2 separate regions of the Homo sapiens genome follow, and region 1 is linked to region 2. Evidence: chromatin loops called from intact Hi-C (ENCODE). Cell type or tissue: heart left ventricle. All regions are shown on one strand. Each heading gives the region's core, and the rest is flanking DNA. Links, peaks and the distances in the headings are about the cores only.

Region 1 (10,632 bases), core at 1,151-9,150, 89 kb before region 2:
GTTCTGGTAGCAGAAGTAAGTAATAGTAACAGCAATAGAAATTTAAGGCACTCTGCGCTGAGCACTTCACATGGATTACCTCATTTAAATATCATGACCATGAGGAATAATACTGTTACCCTCATTGTAAAGATGAGAAACTGAGGCTAATAAATAACTTGGTGACAGCCACATGGCTAGTTGGTGGTACAACTGGGATTCAACCCCTGAATTGTGACTAGTCATCTTCCAGTCAAATGAATTCTTTACCCACTCCTGCCAAGCAACAATTTATTTTTTCCCCACTCCATCCATTTATAATAAGTAATAAATATTCTTGATATTGTCCTTATTCTGCATTTTAATGCTTACTCATTCAGTAAAATACAGTGTAGCTTTATTTGTAGGATATATATATATATATATATACACACACACATACATATATACATAAAATATATATATTTTATATAATATCTTACTCTTCTGGCATTATCTTGAACTAGATTACAGATGTGCATTTTCAGAATCTTTCACATTTGAAATTTTTAAAGGGATATATATATATATCACATCTAGAAAACCTTTGTAAATGAATTTAAAAAGTTTCTAAAAACCTAGCATTTTTTTCCCTTAAGCCTGCAAACAACCTAAGTAGGAAATTGTCACTTTAAGCTGCTCTTTATTTACTGTTCAGCAATTGTTACAAAAAACAAGAATGGTTTCCATGAATTTGGTTAAACCAACAACCACTACATAGTCCCAAAATATAGACTACTGCCTTATGCTTATTGCAAATGTAATCAACATTGATAGTCAAATCCACTTTAATAGAGTGGTAAGAATTCATAATCCCAACAAAACTAAAGCTACTGGAAGTTTTCTTATTTTAATAGGGTAGGAAAAAGGAATATAATTTGATGTATACCAGATTAATAGGTCAGAATACAGATTCTGCAGTTGCTGTTTGCTGTCCATTTTAATTCTAGAATCCTTATCGACTCTAATTAAAATTCTGTAGATGGAAGAGTTGTATGTTTCTAAGGAACTTGCAGTGAATGCTGTCTGCCAGCCATCTCTAAACACCCCATAACCACACACAACTCGCCTGTCAGGAGAGCTAATGCAGACATCGCAGGGCACACCACATTTGTCACTGTGGCTAATATCAGAGATACGCAGCTCTTTTTTCTTAGCACACAAAAGCAAGATATGTAATTCAATGCTCAATTTACCCTTGTCTCGCAGGAGATTTTTCCCCGCTAATTGATAGAAATTAAGCCATTAATCAAGCCACTAGCCATCATTCAAACCAGGAAAGATGAATACAAACTTTCATCATAACCACCTTCCCCATTTTAGTGTTCATTAGCATTAATTTTTAATGCAATTATGCTATTCTTTTACGCTGAGCTCATAAATTACTGCTCTTTTGTTGCTGGCTGGCCTTGTAAAATCCAAACTAATGCTTTGTGCTCTGATCTTAAAGGCAATTACTAGGTTCTTCTATCTTTTATATCTTTGCATCCCCAATAACCTTTATATATAATGAACATCCATGACTGACTATGCCTGTTTTTTTAATGCCTCTATGTAAATCTCTATGAATATATAAATGTAGTCAAATGTGTCTAAAATAAACATATATATACACATACCACATACATTACAAAATACACACATTAATATAAAAAATCTCACAAATTCATATTGAAGTTCAGGTTCAAATATAAAGATATTGTTATGATTTCTCATGATAAAAATGTAATGCATTATTGTATAGAAGTTATACTTTTTATAATGAATTAGGGAAAAGAGGAATATTAATTGTGGCTAATTATTATACATATTTGCAAGGGTGGAACAGCTACTAAAAACAGAAATAATAACTTTGAATTTCAAAACCCCTTAGTTCTTTACCCAGGTTTACTGTCTCATGTTTAAATCCTTATTTTTAAAAAATTGTGTTGAAACTTGAAAATCAATGAGAAGGAAATGAGGAGTATCAGAAGATTGGAAAAACCACTTATCTAAAGGTGTGTTTTTATAAGCACATATAATAACTCCAGAGTCTTATATTTTACAAAGTGGATGTATTGGTTTATTAGAGGATGGTAGTAAAATGAAAAGAGTTTCCAGAAATAAATATTGAACCCAGAGGCAACATATCTACTTAGTTCTCTATTCTAGAGAAGGCAACAAGATGTATTCTGCTTATATTCACCAAAAAGCATTGATTAGGGTCACTCCTATGTGCAAAGGAGATTTAAAAAAAAATCTCCAACTCTCTTCTTGCATCATCCCATTAATGTCTTTGCCTCTGTTTGCAAGTTTTTATGTCTGGCCACCCACTAGCTAGAGAAAGGGTACATGTATGGCATTAAGATTAATGAACTAAAACTTGCTGGAAGATGTTAGCAGTGCTGATGATGTTGGTGCCAGCCCAGTCAGCTTGGAGTTACATAGTTGCAACCTACCCCTAACACCATGGGGCTGGGAGTATATTCAGAAGCGGCGAGTATATTCAGAAGTCTTCTACCAGTAAAAAAAAAAAAAAAAAAAAAAAGATTTTGAACTATTAACTTCTTAAGATATAGATACGGTGATGACTGACTTGAATTAATCTTTTATTTCCTCTCATGGTTAATTCTTTACTAGTTTTCATCTTTAATAAAAAGTCCTACATGGATTAGAAGCAGTTAGGCTAAATTCTATAATGACTGGATTCCCTGAACCAGGGGACTTATTATGCAAGGAAAAGCAGACAGCTTAAGTCCAAGTCTTTTGTGATCTGTTCTTTTGTGATGTCAGAAGCAAATGGATACCTAACATAATTGTATTTGAACATTAGTCAGTATAAAGTTATGAGTTCTAATGTCTCTTCTTGTAAGCATATTATGTTTCGGCTCATAAGCTTAGAGAAAATAGTCTATGGCCCCATGTGCCTTAATTTCTCTGAACAGAGCCAATAAAAACACTGGGGTTCAGAAATAGGAAATTAATTTAGTTAACATGTATTTATGCCAGGTGCTAGGCTAGGTGTTGGAGATTTCTGGTTGAGATTTCCAGTTGCTCTCTCAGAGTTCATTGGCAAATCAAACTAATTCTTATTTAGAACTTTTATCTGCAAGCAGTTAAGATCTGACTATACAGTGGGTAGGAACAGGGATTTGTTGTGTTTGCAAGTGCCTTAGCATGTTTCACTTGATCCTAATTTTTGGTAATACGTAATATACTCATTTCTAAGTTTAAGATATACTATTAGAGCTAGATTTTGGATATGAAACCAAGTCTTAGTACTTCAAACATCCTCTACGCTTCCCATTGCACTAGGCTGCTCTGTAGCCTTTCAATCTTTGATAACCTTACATGATTAATAGTTATGATTTTACGTGCTTATTTTATCAATTTTATGTACAACTTTGATCCTTTAAACAGAGGTGGGGTAGGGAGGATGGTAGAAGATGTGAGATGATGTTAATTTCTCTTTTCTAAAAGCAGAGTATTTTGCTATATCAATAATGAAGTGCATCATATAAAATCATAAGGTTTAAAGAAACCACCAAATACTTCAAATTGCACTTACAATATTAGCTTTACTGAAGTATAATTTATCTATAACTGTGCCTATCAAAGCATACAATTTGGTGAGTTTTGGTACATGTTAATTCTGTGTTACCACTACAACAATCAATATATAGAACATGTCCATTGTTACCAAGAATTTTCTTGTGTCTCTCTGTAGTCAATTTCTATCTCTACCCTGACCCCCAGACAACCACAGATCTGCTTCCTGCCACTTTAGATTAGTCTGCATTTTCTAGACTTCCATATAAATTGCATACTCTTTTATATCTGATGTCTTTCACTCAGCATAACGTTTCTGAGATAAATCCATGTTGTTGGGTACATCTGTGGTAATGCTAGTAGAATTCTATTATATGAATATCTGCAATTTTTAAAATCTATTCACCTGCAGATGAACATTTGGGTTGTTTCCAGGTTCTGGCTTTTGAGAATAAGGTTGCTATAACATTCATGTACAACTCTTTGTGTGAACATGTTTTTATTTCTCTTGGATAGTAAATACTGCCCTAGTACTGAAATAGTTGGGTTGTATGGTAGACATATGTTTAACTTTGTAAGACACTGCCAAACTGATTTCCAAAGTGGTTATACCATTTTATGTTCCCAACAGCAGTGTAGAAGAGTACTGGTGCTCTACATCTTCATCAACAGTTGGCGTTATCAGATTTTTAACTCACAGCCATTCTAATTGGTGTAATGTATTTCACTGCTGTTTTAATTTGCATTTCTCTGATGACTAATGATATTCAGCATTTTCTTCATAAGATTATTGGCCATCCTTTCTTTTCTGAATGATCTGTTGAAATCTTTTCTTCATTGTTTAATTGGTTGTTTGTCTTATTGAGTTATGAGTTCTTTATATATACGGAATTGAAGTCCTTTGTTAATACATATTGCTAATATTTGCTTCCATTCTATGACTTGCCTTTTTGTTTCTTAATGGTATCTTTCAAAGAATAAAACTTTTTAAGTTTAAGGAAGTATAATCTATCATTTTAAAAAATGGTTTGTGCTTTTTGTGTCTTATCCAAAAAATCTTTGCATACTCAAGGCTGCAAAAATTTTCTTCTAGAAGTTCTATAGTTTTAGCTTTTATAATTAGGTTTATAATACATTTCAAGCTAATTCTTATGGGTCCCGCATTTTTCTGCTGTGAAACTAAAGCTAATTCTTATGTATGATGTGAGGTAAGGGTCAATGTTTCTTTTCCTCAGTAAGAATATCCAGTTTTTTCAGTCGCATTTGTTGAAAGACTTTCCTTTCCCAATTGAATTGCCTTGGTAGTTTTGTTGAAAATTAATTGATCATATACATGAGGGTTGAGCAAGGTCTCTCTACCCTGCTCCATTGTTCTATATAAGGGGTCTTAAAAAGTTCATGGAAAATGTACATTATAGAAAAACGGTATGGATTTCAATTTTGTCTGCACCAAAATAAACTTGAATTAACTCGTCATAACATGTCTGAACAGGATCTAGTTTGAGGGACTAAGAAGGGTAAGACATCAGTTTGAAAAGAATCCTTATCAGAATATGAATTCTGCAAAGATTGAAGCAAGAACAAACATTAAATTTATAATGAAGCTTGGGTGAAAGAATGGTGAAATCATTGATGCCTTATGATAAGTTTATGTGGACAATGCCCCAAAGAAATCAGCAGCTTACAAATCGTTTTAAGAAGGGATGAGATGATATTGAAGGTGAAGCCTGCAGCAGCAGACCAGGCACATAAATTCGCAAGGAAAAAATTCATCTTAATTGTGCCCTAATTGAAGAGGACTGATAATTAACAACACAAATAGCCAACACCACAGCCTAAACCACAATTCAATTGGTTTAGCTTATGTAATTCTGACTGAAAAATTAAAGTTAAGCAAACTTTCCAATTGATGGGTGCCAAAAATGTTGTGCCCAGATGAGCTGCAGACAAGAGCAGAGATTTCAATGAAAATTACTAACAGGTGAGATGAAATTCTTCAAAGAATTGTAACAGAGGTGAAACATGGCTTTGCCAGTATGATGCTGAAGACAAAGCACAATCAAAGCAATGGCAACCAGGAGGAAGTGGTCCAGTCTAATCAAAAGCAGACTGGTGAAGAGCAAAGGTCATGGCAACACGTTTTTGGGATGCTCAAGGCATTTTCTTGTTAGCTTTCTGGAGGGCCAAAGAACAATACTTATTGAGAATACTTTAAGAAAATTGGCCAAAGCTTTAGCAGGAAAATGTCTGGGAAAGCTTCACCAGAGAGTCCTTCCCCACTATGACCATGCTCCTGCTCATTCCTCTCATCAAACATGGGCAATTTTGTGAGAGTTTTGATGGGAAATCATTAGGCATCCACATTACTGCCCTGATTTGGCTCCTTCTGACTTCTTTTTGTTTCCTAATCATAAAAAATCTTAAAAGGCACCCATTCGTCTTCAGTTAATAATGTAAAAAAGACTTCATTAACATAGTTAAATTCCTAGGACCCTCAGTGTTTTAGGGTTGAACTAAATGGCTGGTATCATTGCTTACAAAAGTGTCTAGACCTTGATGGAGCTTCCATTGAGAGATAAGGTTTATATTTTTTATCTTTTAATTCAATTTCCATGAACTTTTAAAAGTTCCCTCATATGTCTATCCCTATAGTAATATATAGTCTTGATTACTGTAATTTTATACAGTAAGTCTTAAAACAGGGAGTATAGACATCTAACTTTTCTTTTTAAAAATTGCTTTAATTATTCAAGGTTGTTTTCATTTCATGTAAAACTGATTCTGAGTAGAAACTCTGCTCCTACTACTTTATGTTGAGATTTAGCATTAGGATGCAAAGTATTATATATAATAAGATTTAAGTTCAGAAATAAGTTGAAATACAAATGATTAATAAGAGACTTTTCATAGTTTGCTAGGTACAACACTTAAAAAATGCCTATCACTTAAACCAACTTTAAAAATAGTGTCTGGAAATGGATCAATTTATAAAAATGTTATTGCTCACAAATAGATACTGCTATTGCAAATCTTTATTTCTTCTGATTTTAGAGCCAAAAGTTGAGTCATGTTCATGTTACTTTATAAAGTAGTTGCCACATAAGGACATAATGGTCTAAATGACTAAAAACAATGTTGATGCCAAGTTTTTTCTTTTTTGGTCAATGAGTGTAGGCTGGAAAATGTATTCAGGTGTCACTGATGACAGAAAAATCAAAAAGGAGAATAAAGAATGAATGACTAATAGAGAAGGCAACTTTTCAGGGACTTTAAAGAACTTAGGGTGAGCATATATATTTAAGAGTCTGAACCATGAGGGAAAATTCTAACTGTCCAGGGAAAAAAAATGAAGCATGGAGAGATCTCAAATCAAATGGATGAATAATCTGCACTCCTCAAACCATTATTTAAGAAGTAATATACATAAGTATACTAAACTGTGTTCTGAAATCTGCAATTATAATCTCCTTTCCATTTGGTCGTCATTTTGACGCTACTTTATCCTCAATTCAGCTTTTTCTTTCAAAGAAATGCAAATAATATTCTTGGCTTTTAATCAAGACAAGCCCTAAATGCCATATTATCTTTATCATGAAAGTAGGGTACAGCTGGATGCAGCGGCTCATGCCTGTAATCTTAGTGTTTGGAAGGCTGTGGTGGAAGAATCACTTGAGCCCAGGAATTCAAGGCTGCAGTGAGCCGTGATTGTGCCACTGCATTCTAGCCAGGATGACAGAGTGAAACCTGTCTCAAAGGGGAGAAAAAAAAAGTAAAGTAGGCCTTGTGTGTTTTTGTATGTTGAAATACAGTTGGCCAAGCTGTATCAAGGAATATATATGATTATTATTTATTGCTGCTTATTTTGGAGAAGACTGAAATCTTCACAATGTTATGAAAATTATATGATAATAAGACCTATGAATTCTATGCAAAGCTAATTTTTTCAATTAAAATATTCTGGTGAGACAGCTTAATTATTTCATTTAAAAAATTCTACTTCAAGAAAAAAAAGAGTAGCAAACTTTTCAGCTGGAAATCTCAATCAATAACGATCCTACCCTTTATAAAAACAGAGAAAAGTTTCTATATTTTAATGTAATTCTAATACATTATCATATCAATAAAGCAAATCATTCTAGTCCCCACATTTGCTAGATTAAACTGAGACATATATAGAGCCATTCAGATATAGGAAGCATAGCATAAACAAATAAATAAAGGAATTAACAAATGGGAAGTGAGATTATATATTTTAGCCCATTCCTCAGCACCTTTGAAGGAAATCAGCTATAGGAACAATATTATTATTAACCATTAATTTGTTTTTACTAAGTGTTTTTTCATGACAAATACAATGCTTTAAGTCATAAAATTGCAATATAATAAGGCAACTCCAGCTCTATTTACAAGTGAAGTAAGTGACTGTGAATATTAGTGCTCTAAGTTCTAGCTTCACAACTAATGATATAATCTTAGGCAAGTCTTCCCATTAAATTTACATCCTTTTTTTGAGTAAAGATATGGTGTATACTAAAGTGCAAATATGATCTCTGGGCAGAGGTGGCATTTCAGCAGAGGTGAGTTTGTTATTTCATAGAAGAAAACAGGGCCCTGCAACATTGAAAAACTTGGACAAATGAAAAATCCAGAGGATGAGGAACTAATGGAAAGATCAGGATTGTGTGGGTGCTAAACCCTGGGGATAAGGCAGGACAAGGGGTTCCGAAGATGTGGGCAGTAGAAGGAAGGAGAGTAAAGAGACAACAAATAGAACATGTACAACAGTCTTGAACTTCACATGGAGATCTGCTGGTGACTAGCGTGGGATGACAGTGGCTCTAGGGCATAATCTCTAACCATAACAACATAATTTCTAAGCAATCTATTAATATTTCACTTATTTTAATTCTTATGGAGTCATAACATTAACTACCACCAATAGGTGACTAGTCTTCTAAAAATATGTGATCTTCGGGAATGGAGAGATGGTAGTGGCAATCATTCTGTTATGTCTCAAAATTTGGGCAGAAAATGTATTAATCCATACAGATGGAGAAATCTGCAAACCTCTTAGGTATGTTTACCAGTTTGTAGTATCTGTAACTACATAACCAGGGAATAACCAGGGAATTCTAGTTATGTTAGATAAGCATGCCATTTCAATCCAAGCAAAAAATATGGGAATAAAATTCCAACCCATGAAGACTAAGACTGATTATAAATAAAAATTTTATATATACCCACATACATAGACATGCATAACACACTTCTAGGTCTACTTAAACTCATTTAATAATCACAAAACTATCACATAACAATGTTAGCAATAAACATAAACCTTTGAAAATGAAACCACTGCAAATCCACAATTAATTTGAAACATTTCAAGAAGAGTTTTTACAGGCTGACTCAGGGCTTGATCCTGTCAGCCAGATGGACATAGGAGGTCAATATTCCAGAAGCAATAAGACAGTGATTAGGCAGACAGTAAAAACAATTCCCTGGAATCAATTACTGTCCAACACATCAGAAAGTCATTTGACCCAAATACTCAGGAAATGGATTTAAAAGATAATTTTCAGTGTCTCTTTGCTGCCCATTTCTCAAAGTCTTCTATAGTAAACACATTCAAAAAGCCAAGTACTACCTTAAATAATCTCTGACTGCAAATAGTCTGTTCAAAAGTGATGACTACAAGAAGGATTCTTCTAAATAAGACAAGTTTAATTGTTCCTCCATGTGCTGATTGCTAGGAGAACATATTTATTTCTTTGTGTCTGTCTAGTCAGAGACACTGTGAAGCTGTAAGCTTTAAGAAAACCTGATCTTGTCCAAAAGGTTATCAACCACTCTGAAATTCTGCTACAAAATAGAATGGGCCAATTTAATTTTCCAAATTAAATTTGGAAAAGTGGAAGATACTTGTTTACCTCTCATAAGAATTTCTAGAGAGTATTTAAAAACTACCTTTGACTGTCCTTGAAACTACTCAAGGCTGACCTTAATAGAAGGATTCTATTTCTATTTCTTCTCCAGTCCGTCATTCAACAGAAGTGACCACTTCTTCATTCCTGAAACTTTTTTTTCATTTGGCTTCCATGACATCATACACTTCTGGTTTTCCTTTTCCTCACTGGTCACAATTCCTCATTTTTCTCTACTGGCACCTCTAACATTAGAGTACTCCAAGGCTCAATGTAGGCTCCTTTCTCTTCTTTATCTATATTCTCTCTCTAGGTAACATATAGTTATAAACACCATTTGTAGGCTGGTGACCCTCAAATCTTTAGCTCTAGCCTTAACATCTTTCCCAAACTTTAGACTCATATGCCACATCTTCAATTCTTCTCTCTCACCCCTTAAATTCAAAGCATCACTTTTAATTGGCCTCTTAACTCATTTAGAATAAAGTTTACATTTTATGCTCTTACTTACGAAGGCTGGTATAATCTGGCTCCTGCTAAACTCTTTAACCAAATCTCTACCCCTTGCCAAACTGGCCTTCTTCAGGGTTCTTAAGCATTTGAAATTTATTTTTTAGCTTATAATCTTTACAGAAGGTGTTTCCTCCATCTAGAATGCTCTTTGGGTGGCAAGTCCCTCCTTGTTATTCAGATTTTAGCTTAAATGTCAGCTCCTTAGGGAGACCTTCCCAGAGCACTCAGTCTGAACTAGCCACTGGTCCCTTTCTAGCACAAGAGATAGTAAAGAAAACACTGGTCACTCTCTAATACGAGAGAGTAGAGAAACCGCTGGTCACTCTAATGTAAGAGAGTAAAGAAACCAGTTACTTGTGAGGCTATTACAGAAGTCCGGGCAAGAAATGGTGAACACCCAGACCAGGGTTAGCACAGGAGATAAAGATATTTGGGATGTAGAATTAACAAAAATTTGTGGAAGGTAAAAGAATTATGAAAATAAAGGCTGATTTCCAACTTTCTGGATCAAGCAACCAGATAAATGATGGTTCATTCATTACAACGAGAAAGACCTGAATGGGTGTAGTTGAGTTCAGTTTTGAAGATGATAACTTTGAGATGACTATATGTTAAAACAAAAAAAAAGTCTTCAAGTCTGGAGTTCGGA
Region 2 (10,632 bases), core at 1,190-9,189:
TCAGGTTGGTTTCAAACTCCTGACCTCAGGTGATCCACCCACCTCAGCCTCCCAAAGTGCTGGAATTACAGGCATGAGCCACTGCGCCCAACTGGTTTCTCTAATATTTCTGAAACATGCTATAGAATCTGGTGTGGATTTGTGTGTGTGTGCACACGTGCATGTGTGGGCAAATGTACTTTTAAGCAGAAATTGGGAGATTTATAGATAACAGCTTAATTAAAATGTAAATTTCAATAATTTAAATTTTCAATAATTTTGGTTCGTTTGGGAAAGGTATGCCTGAACTACTTCTTTATCTTGTCCAAAGATCCCCTGGAGACTGAAAACTAAGCAAAGAAATTTAGACTACTTTTCTCAGAGGTATTGACTTGGAACAGCATCATCTGTGCAATGCAGGTTCATTAGAAGCAATCATCTTTCCAAGAAAGGGCTCTCTAAGAACAATCAGAAAATCTCATTTTCCTTAGCATGACCTACGAGATCCTTCACCAAGTGGTTCTCACTCATTTTTCCCAGTCTGCCACTTCATCTCATATCCTTTACACTTCAAACACGAAGAACTTTTTCCAACTTGCTACATATACCACACTCTTTCACAATTATGTGCCTTTTTAAAAAATTTTATTTTAAGTTCTGGGACACATGAGTAGAACGTGCAGGTTTGTTACATAGGTATACACGTGCCATGGTAGTTTGCTGCACCTATCAACCCATCATCCAGATTTTAAGCACCGCATGCATTAGGTATTTGTCCCAGTGCTCTCCCTCCCCTTGCCTTTTTTGTGCTCTAGGTTTGGAAGGCATTACTTACTCTTGAAATACTACAATTTTTGAGTCTCTCTTCTTAACTCTAGACAGAGCTAGTTGCTCTTGTCGTACATGCACTTTGGCAGTAGTCCTATCACACTGTAACCTTTTTTTATTATTTTTAAATTTTTATTGTACTTCAAGTTCTAGGGTACATGTGCACAACGTGCAGGTTTGTTACATAGGTATACATGTGCCATGTTGGTTTGCTGCACCCATCAACTCAACATTTACATCAGGTATTTCTCCTAATGCTATCCCTCTCCTAGCCCCCCACCCCACAACAGGCCCCAGTGTGTGATGTTCCCCGTCCTGTGTCCATGTGTTCTCATTGTTCAACTCCCACCTATAAGTGAGAACATCAGGTGTTTGGTTTTCTGTCCTTGCGATAGTTTCCTGAGAATGATGGTTTCCAGCTTCATCCATGTCCCTACAAAGGACATGAACTCCTCCTTTTTTATGGCTGCATAGTATTCCATGGTGTATATGTGCCATATTTTCTTTATCCAGTCTATCATTGATGGACATTTGGGTTGGTTCCAAGTCTTTGCTATTGTGAATAGTGCCGCAATAAACACATGTGTGCATGTGTCTTTATAGCAGCATGATTTATAGTCCTTTGGGTAGATACCTAGTAATGGGATTGCTGGGTCAAATGGTATTTCTAGTTCTAGATCCTTGAGGAATTGCCACACTGTCTTCCACAATGGTTGAACTAATTTACACTCCCACCAACAGTGTAAAAGTGTTCCTATTTCTCCACATCCTCTCCAGCACCTGTTGTTTCCTGACTTTTTAATGATCGCCATTCTAACTGGTGTGAGATGGTATCTCATTGTGGTTTTGATTTGCATTTCTCTGATGGCCAGTGATGATGAGCATTTTTTCATGTGTCTTTTGGCTGCATAAATGTCTTCTTTTGAGAAGTGCCTCTTCATATCCTTCGCCCACTTTTTGATGGGGTTGTTTTTTTCTTATAAATTTGTTGGAGTTCATTGTAGATTCTGGATATTAGCCCTTTGTCAGATGAGTAGATTGCAAAAAATTTTCCTATTCTGTAGGTTGCCTGTCACTCCGATAGTAGTTTCTTTTGCTGTGCAGAAGCTCTTTAGTTTAATTAGATCCCATTTGTCAATTCTGGCTTTTGTTGCCATTGCTTTTGCTGTTTTAGACATGAAGTCCTTGCCCATGCCTATGTCCTGAATGGTAATGCCTAGGTTTTCTTCTAGGGTTTTTATGGTTTTAGGTCTAACATTTAGGTCTTTAATCCATCTTGAATTAATTTTTGTATATGGTGTAAGGAAGTGATCCAGTTTCAGCTTTCTACATATGGCTAGCCAGTTTTCCCAGCACCATTTATTAAATAGGGAATCCTTTCCCCATTGCTTGTTTTTGTCAGGTTTGTCAAAGATCAGATGGTTGTAGATGTGTGGTGTTATTTCTGTGGCCTCTGTTCTGTTCTATTGGTCTATATATCTGTTTTGGTACCAGTATCACGCTGTTTTGGTTACTGTAGCCTTGTATTATAGTTTGAAGTCAGGTAGCATGATACCTCCAGCTTTGTTCTTTTTGCTTAGGATTGTCTTGGCTATGTGGTTTCCTTTTTGGTTCCATATGAACTCTAAAGTAGTTTTTTCCAATTCTGTGAAGAAAGTCATTGGCAGCTTGATGGGGATGGCATTGTATCTATAAATTACCTTGGACAGTGTGGCCATTTTCATGACATTGATTCTTTCTATCCATGAGCATGAAATATTCTTCCACTGGTTTGTGTCCTCTCTTATTTCCTTGAGCAGTGGTTTGTAGTTCTCCTTGAAGAGGTCCTTCACATCCCTTGTAAGTTGGATTCCTAGGTATTTTATTCTCTTTGTAGCAATTGTGAATGGGAGTTCACTCATGATTTGGCTCTCTGTTTGTCTGTTACTGGTGTATAGGAATGCTTGTGATTTTCGCACATTGATTTTGTATCCTGAGACTTTGCTGAAGTTGTTTATCAGCTGAAGGAGATTTTGGGCTGAGATGATGGAGTTTTCTAAATATACAGTCATGTCATCTGTAAACAGGGACAATTTGACTTCCTCTTTTTCTAATTGAATACCCTTTATTTCTTTCTTTTGCCTGATTGCCCTGGCCAGCACTTCCAACACTATGTTGAGTAGGAGTGGTGAGAGAGGGCATCCTTGTCTTGTGCTGGCTTTCAAAGGGAATGCTTCCAGTTTTTGCCCGTTCAGTATGATATTGGCTGTGAGTTTGTCATAAATAGCTCTTATTATTTTATTTTGAGATATGTTCCATCAATACCTAGTGTACTGAGAGTGTTTAGCATGAAGAGCTGTTGAATTTTATTGAAGGCCTTTTCTGCACTATGGAGATAATTATGTGGTTTTTGTCACTGGTTCTGTTTATGTGATGGATTCCGTTTATTGATTTGCATATGTTGAACCAGCCTTGCATCCCAGGGATGAAGCTGACTTGATCATGGTCAATAAGCTTTTTGAGGTGCTGCTGGATTCGGTTTGCCAGTTATACTGTAACCATTTATTTAACATATTTGTTTCTTATTCACATTTGCCTCCTCAAAACTCAGCCCAGTGCCAATGTGTGCTTACTAAATTAACCATTATTAAACCATTTTCAATTTTAGAAAAGGAAATAAAATACTTGTGAGAAAATAAGCTATAATAGGTGAAAACACTTATTCCATCAAAATAGCAAATAGCAAAATATTACTTATTTATACTGATTTCTGGTTACATATAACACACTACCCCGGGAATTTGGTAGGATAGTATATTCTTCAGATCCCCATCCAAAGGTTTTTTTTTTTGTGTGTGTGTACATCTATAAAAAGAATTGGAAGACGTTTCTTCAATATGGCCTCTTCTATAGAATTATCTATTAATCTAGCCATAAAATGAATTACTATGAGGTATTATAGCAGAGATATTTAAAGAATGGATTCTGAAGCCAGACTGTCTCGGTTTGAATCCTGGCTCTATCCATTACTAGCTATGAGATCTGCAACAAGTATCTTAATCTCTCTGTGTCTTAGTTAACTCATCTGAAATTGTATTGATAATAATACTTCCATCATAAGCCACAGGGTTATTGTAAAAGTTGAATGAGTTCATATATGCCAACCACTCACAATAGTATTATAGCCCAGGGTAGCATATTGTATTTATATAAAATATACAATATTATCTATATACCTTTATAGATATTAGCTTTTAAATATAGTAATTATTGTTTAAAATGCATGTGTCTGTTCTATTTATGATATAATTTGTACACTTAAAAAATCAATGTACAAATTTCTAGTAATGAATCCTTTTCTTACAACAAAATTTCATTTAGGGAAATATGTACTAAGTATATGTAAAGTGGTTTCTCCAATATTTCCGAGAAATTGTATAGAATCTGGTGTGTATATATGTATGTGTGCATGCATGCACGTGTGGGCACATGTACTTTTAAGCAGACTACTGCTGAATCTTTTTCACTTTATAATTTGAGAAGATATATATATATATTTTTAAAGTTTCTGGAGATGCTGTGTCACAACTACAAATTTAGCTCTGTAGTTCATACTTGCTTTATCTACACTCATAATATTCAACAACACTAATTGTTGCTCCATGATGCATTGCCCTATTATCTCAGTCCACATTAATTCCTCCTCTTAGGTCTGAGAAAACTGTATTTTTCTACTATAGCCAATTGAACAAGTGTCTTTCTTCCCCACTAGACTGCCAACTACTTGAGGTCCGATATCTTACTGATTTTAGCATAGTGTCATATCAGACATGGCTCATTAGCTCCTCGATAAATGTTTATTGAACTAAAGTAAAAATTAACTCACAAAATGATGACTCTGAGGAATGTTAATACATTAAAGATTTAATTCTGTTCATGTTACTTAAATGTTTTAGAAACATTTAAGACAAGAAAGGACATTCTGAGATTTATCAGTGTCTCAAAAAATTACATTAATTAGTACATTCCATTCTAGCCATATGAATATTAATATTCAGATATAAAATCTGGCATAACTCCTCAAAACTTCTCTTTTTAAGATATATGTGTGGATATATAAAACACACATCTTCTAGTTAAAAGAAGTTAAAACCTCATCTTCTAGTTAAAAGATGTATGTTTTAACTAGAAGATGTACGTTTTATATATCTGCACTCATGTATAAACATGCTTATCTACAATTTTCTAAGCGTAAAGTCTTCCCTTACTAAAAAATTCATTTAGGGTATAATTCAATATTAAAAATTAGAAATATATACTTTCAAAGTGAAAGTAAATATATACCTTTAAATTATATATCTTTATCTTTATAGCACATATATTTATATCTATATCTTTATAGCACATATTTAAGAGCAGTAAATCTTATGAATTTTCAGAGTAATCATATGTCAAATCAAATAAAAATCTTCAGAACTATAGTTACAGCCACCACAAGTCCTATATTTCCTCATACACAACAAATTTAGATACATAAGGAACAATTTTCTCCTACTGGATAAATTATTTTTTCTATTTTTTTACATTAGGTACTTTTTATTACATCAACATAAAACAATGACACTGACAATAGTATTATTTTATCTTGTGTCAGCATTCTGAAAGCATGACCTTGAAATTTAATATTATTAAAAATTAAGACCTACAAGTTAAGCAGCAGAATGCTTGTGTAGTATTAATTAAAAAAAATGCAAGAGATTTCACTTCAAACACTTGAAACACAAATTTTAAAAAAATAGATAAATAGAAGCTTTAACACAGTGTTCTTTCAAACTACAAATCAGTCAGTCTAGCATTACACAACATTACTATTTTCATTTCAAAGCATAAGTGTGGCACAAGTTATTTTACCAATATTTTTGATTTATGATAAAAGAAAACCTCATTAAATAAAAAACACTTAATGAGTTTGAGATCCTTAAAATATTTTGTACAGTCTTCAATCTAATTTCATCCCATCTCTTTTCAGTACTTTGAATGTTACTCCAGAATGTACTTTCATTTGGTAAAATCTTGTATTTACAACTGGAAGAGCATAATTAAAAACTTTACCCCCATGTGATGTCTTTTGTTCAAGGCAATGCCTTCAGAATTGAGCATAAGTATTCATATTTTTACTAATAATATTTCAGTCTTCAAAAATTTACCAAAATATGATGAAAAGTCAATGTTAGTGGGGTTAGAGCTTTCTTTTTTTCTTTTGTGAATTTCTTACAGGTGTAATGAGCAGGAGCTAAGTGTAACACACATTGCAAGTTGGGTATAGTGTGGTAAATATACAGCACCCGAGTTTCGCTAGGTGGCGCAAAAAGAATAATGTATCTGTCTGCTTCTTCTGTCTGTTGGAATGTTAACAAATGGAATGACAGAGGACAAAGTACCCAATATCGGTGTTTGTAGAATTCTTATCCAAACTAGAATGTTTCTTAATCTATTTTTACTAGAATATAATTCCTTTATAATAAAATAATTTTTAGCACAAAGTAAACTTCAGCACGATGAATAGCTTTCCATTTTTTTTCACTGGATATTTTGAACACTAAAACAGAAAATGTCAGGCTTTTTTGGGAAGACACTGTAAATAAAGAATTAGAAAAATTGACATTACCTTACTGAAACCCTACCTAAAAGCATCACCTAATGTATAAGTGAAAATTGCTAGCAAATTACTTCTTACAGCTATAAAAGAATATGTGAATTTTATAATTTATAACATTTTGGAAGTTCTCATATGAAGATTTTTAAACATCACAGAGTAGAGCTGAAAGGGAATGGCCTCGGAATCGGGAAAACTGGATTTTAGTTTTAGCATAGCAGTGATCTAATTGTGATCTGAGCTGCTATTTCTTAAATAGTCAACTAAGAGCTGGATTTGATTAGTTTTAACGTCTTTGGAGTTTCAAAAAATCATTCTAGACTCTCTAAGAATGAGTGACAATATTATTCTGCCAAGAGATAACTTTATTTTATTTAACATTTTTCAGAGAATAAAGTTTAAATATATATTCTGCTTTAATAGGGGTCAAAACAAAGATTAAAATTTGAATAATCTTAGCAGATATTACAACCAACATTAAGTGGAAAATACAATTAAGATCAGCAATCCATCTAACAAAAATTATGTCTAGAGATATATTTGTTCTTCTCTTTCTAGATAGGATGATTTTTAGAATTGTTTTTAGATATTTGGACAGATTTTAGATAGATTTAACTTTCAAACCATTATTATTCAATCTGGGCTTTATAAATGTAGTTCTCTATCTGCAATACACTCAGAGCTTCCCAACTATTTAGCTACTACTAAGTAATATGTGTGCTAAAATATCATCCTCTCAGCCCTCCAGACAACCAGGCAGGGTCTGAGGTGGCTGGAGTTTGAGAGCAGTAGCCTTTGGCCAAGAGCAGCCTCACCAGTTTAACCTGGTGTACCAACGAAATATATCCTTTTGCATTTCATGACATGAGAAAGATTGAGAAGCATTGTACTGTAGCATCTCTGTATTACCTTATTTTTGCCTCTAATAACTTACTTGGGGAGACCTTTGGAAAAATAAAAATGACTCACTTTCTCCAAAGTAACCTGGAGAATTTCAAGTTTTCAATAATTGCACAATTTCTGGCTGAAATTAATTTCACAAAACAATATAAATACTGATGACTAATAATTCAGAGTATTTTGCCACAAGAAAAAATACGTATAGTTTCTGTGTTAAATAAGCTAATTTATCTAAAACCTATTTAATAGTAAGCAAGCACAGCATTACGTGATGTTATATAGTATGTTCTTGGCTCATCAATTTTAACACTGAATGAAATTGCTACTGATTTTTTAAGTGATCTTTTTTCTCTGTTTTAATATAGAGGACTAAATATAACTTATAAGGAAAAAGGTATATAACAATTTCAAGTGTTATTAAATTAACTTACGAAGCATCACATGAACATATAATTATCTAAGTTGAATTTCTGTTGTTAGTTTGAAAATATATTTTGTAAGTAACTATAGTATATATACATAGACTCACTCTGTGTGTGTATATATATATAGTATTTCTAGATAAATGTCTTCATTTTATTCATAAGATGAAGGCTACAAATGATGTCAATGCTACAAATTATGTAAAGGATATAATGCCTGATATTATGAGAAATATGTGACATGCAATATGCAATATTTTAGGCTAGTTTATATTTCATGGATAGTACTAAATTTAGAAACAGTATGTGAATGAAATTTGTTAATCTAAAATCTTCATAAAAAGTCTCAGTTCTTTCAAAACTACGAAAGCTAACCTCAATTCAAAATGAGTTAAATATTAAACAAACTTCTCCAGAGGAAGAGACTGCAGATAGCTTTGTCAGTGTTATCAGTGAGATTAACATTCTAGTCATAGATTTTTGAGGAAAAAAAATAGTACACCAAGGAGGGACAATGGCTGCCAGGAAGCAAAGGTAAAAATCGACAGATAAAATTCAGTAATAGCAATCAGTGCAAAACTCCCCATAGACTCTCTTATGTCCTGGTTACTGCCTACTGTATTAAGACTGCCTTTCTCATCACTTAATGCTTATTTTCATCACTTTGCTTAAAATATTGATAATCAATTAGAGCTACGTCTGTTTTGCCACAGAATCTGTGTCACAGTCTATCAGACTGTCAGGGCCAATTCAATCCTCATTCAAAGTTAATTTTTTCTTCATAAATCTGCCTTTGGAGGAGTCATTAGGCGCAGAACATAGCCGGAGGTGCAATCACCTATTCTCTTTCATTAGTGGCAGGCAGAGAAGGTGAGGGAGATTATTAGAACTTTGGAATGATCACAAAGCAGCGTGCTGCCTGTCAGATCCCCCCAACATTTAATTCATCTAGCCAACTCACCAGCACTCTTTGCCAACAGTTTTAAATGGACATTATTCATGAACATCTGTGACATGCTGAATATTCTGAACTGGAAATGATGAAAAAGCAATGCCCCTTTTGACTTTAAAATTAATTCTATGGTCAAAACAATTAAGTATATAACAAACATGTTTTGTGATGTTATTTTTGGTCATCTAAGATATATTTCAGAGGCAAAACAATTTACTTAAGTTATAACACAAATGTATAAGGGGAAATTAATGCCTAAAAATCAACATTCTCAGTATTAAACAATTTAGAAAATCCTATTTTACCTACATTAGGAATGACCAGAATTTCTCCCCAAAGAGGTATTTAAAATTCACAATATTTAAATATTTATTTAATGTGAAATCTTGTTAAGCAACATACCACAAAATGAAATAACTCAAAAGGATTTAATATAGGACCAATTAAATAAAAAATATTCTATTTGAAATTTTCATTGCCACCACTTTTTTTAGTACTACACGTCTTCATTATAAGCAGTGTATTGTGGTAAAGTTAATAGAGAAACTTAGTCTAATTTTAAAAATAGGCAGAATAAATGAAAAGAAAACTTTCTAAATAACTTATTTTCATTTTAAAATCTACCATTAATTTTTTCAAAAAAAGAAAATCTGGGTTGTTTCAAATGCTTTGTTCTTTGAGTGTGCTGCCTTTTATTATTTGGAATAGAAAATTTATGTTAGCTGTTAAGATGGAGATTACAGAGGTTCCTTGTTAGATCTAATTTTGTGGAGATTTATCTTTAAGTTATTTAAACATTTACTCAGAATACCAAGCTGATGACATCAAGATTTTAAATGCTATTATCAAAACCACAGTGTTCTAGCAATGTAAAACAATTATTAAAGATTAGCTTCAGGAAATAGCTGTACCAGTATTTCCCAAACTGTTCCACACAATGAGGTGCTAAAAGGGTTTTGTGGTCAAATATATTTGGAAAATACTTAGTTGGACAAAATTAAGCTATTTCTTTACTGTACAACTCATCAGAATCTACAATATGCTAATGTGTCTTGTGACTCTTTAAAAGGGAAATAAAATATGGTGACTCTCAAACTTACTTGACTATAGAACCATTTTTTGATACCACCAAAATAGCAACAAAGAGTTTTCCTAACCTTTTCAGGTTAACAATTCCTCTTCAGTCCACACTGGATGTGATATTTTACATCTTGTTAATTCAAAAAATATTGGTTAAGCACATACTATATACTGTACCAGGTACTGTGGTAGGTAATACAGTTATAATAGTGAATGAAACATGATCTCAATATGCTCATAGTGTGGTACAGAAAAGAGTTTATTTGTAGTTTGTCTTCCCACTGTGAGTCCTTTGAGAATGAAGAGGGTATCTTATTCATATCTGTATTTCCCTATTGCCTAGCAACAGGTAAGCAGTAGAATTTCAAGAAATACTTGTTAAACATACGCAGAATTTTCTTTCTCTTAGATGGTTCCAATGACTTCACATTAGTCTGGACACCAGTTTCCCCTTTCTTTCCTTTTTCTGAGGTTAGTACCCACCTTAACCAATAATTTATATTAGGTACATTATGTAATAGGTAGCCAGAGAGCAGCTAACTTTTAAAGAAAAACACAAATATAAGGCAAAACTGGCAGATCAGCTCCAGTCGAATGCTAGTGGCTGCCTGGAGCTCTTCGTTGACAAAGATTCTGCTGTCCTTCTGAGCTCTGGGGAAACTGTATCACAAGTTAAAGATGACTGCCATCGCTGCTTTGAAAGTTTTTCCATTTTGGAAAGATAAATGATGCAAAAAAGTTTAAATAACAATAGCCACTACCACTGTCACTGCTATTGCTACTACAGCTACTGCCACCACCATCACCATTACCACTACTATCACAAGTGCAAGAAA

Evidence for each region. A loop is a pair of places that touch in the nucleus more often than their neighbours do. Peaks named below come from ENCODE experiments on the same cell type or tissue, not always from the same donor. Only the 100,000 strongest peaks of a DNase experiment are listed, where the experiment ranks them.
Region 1: it touches region 2 in a loop (2.5-fold over the local background); 11 of 110 quality-filtered maps call a loop at or near these places.

The regions. Positions count from the first base shown.
Region 1 is chr3:158,518,991-158,529,622 of GRCh38, reverse strand. The region is part of intron 7 of RSRC1 (arginine and serine rich coiled-coil 1); the gene reads right to left. UC.134 (long non-coding RNA uc.134) reads right to left here and starts at 2,915. Exons shown (of 1, transcript NR_148407.1): 1 at 1,049-2,915. In heart left ventricle, for the core only: no CTCF peak of the experiment used is centred there; no DNase peak of the experiment used is centred there.
Region 2 is chr3:158,430,123-158,440,754 of GRCh38, reverse strand. The region is part of intron 6 of RSRC1 (arginine and serine rich coiled-coil 1); the gene reads right to left. Among named protein-coding and RNA genes, the nearest start is that of UC.134, 91 kb to the left of the region's middle. In heart left ventricle, for the core only: CTCF peaks have their summits at 5,923 and 6,123; no DNase peak of the experiment used is centred there.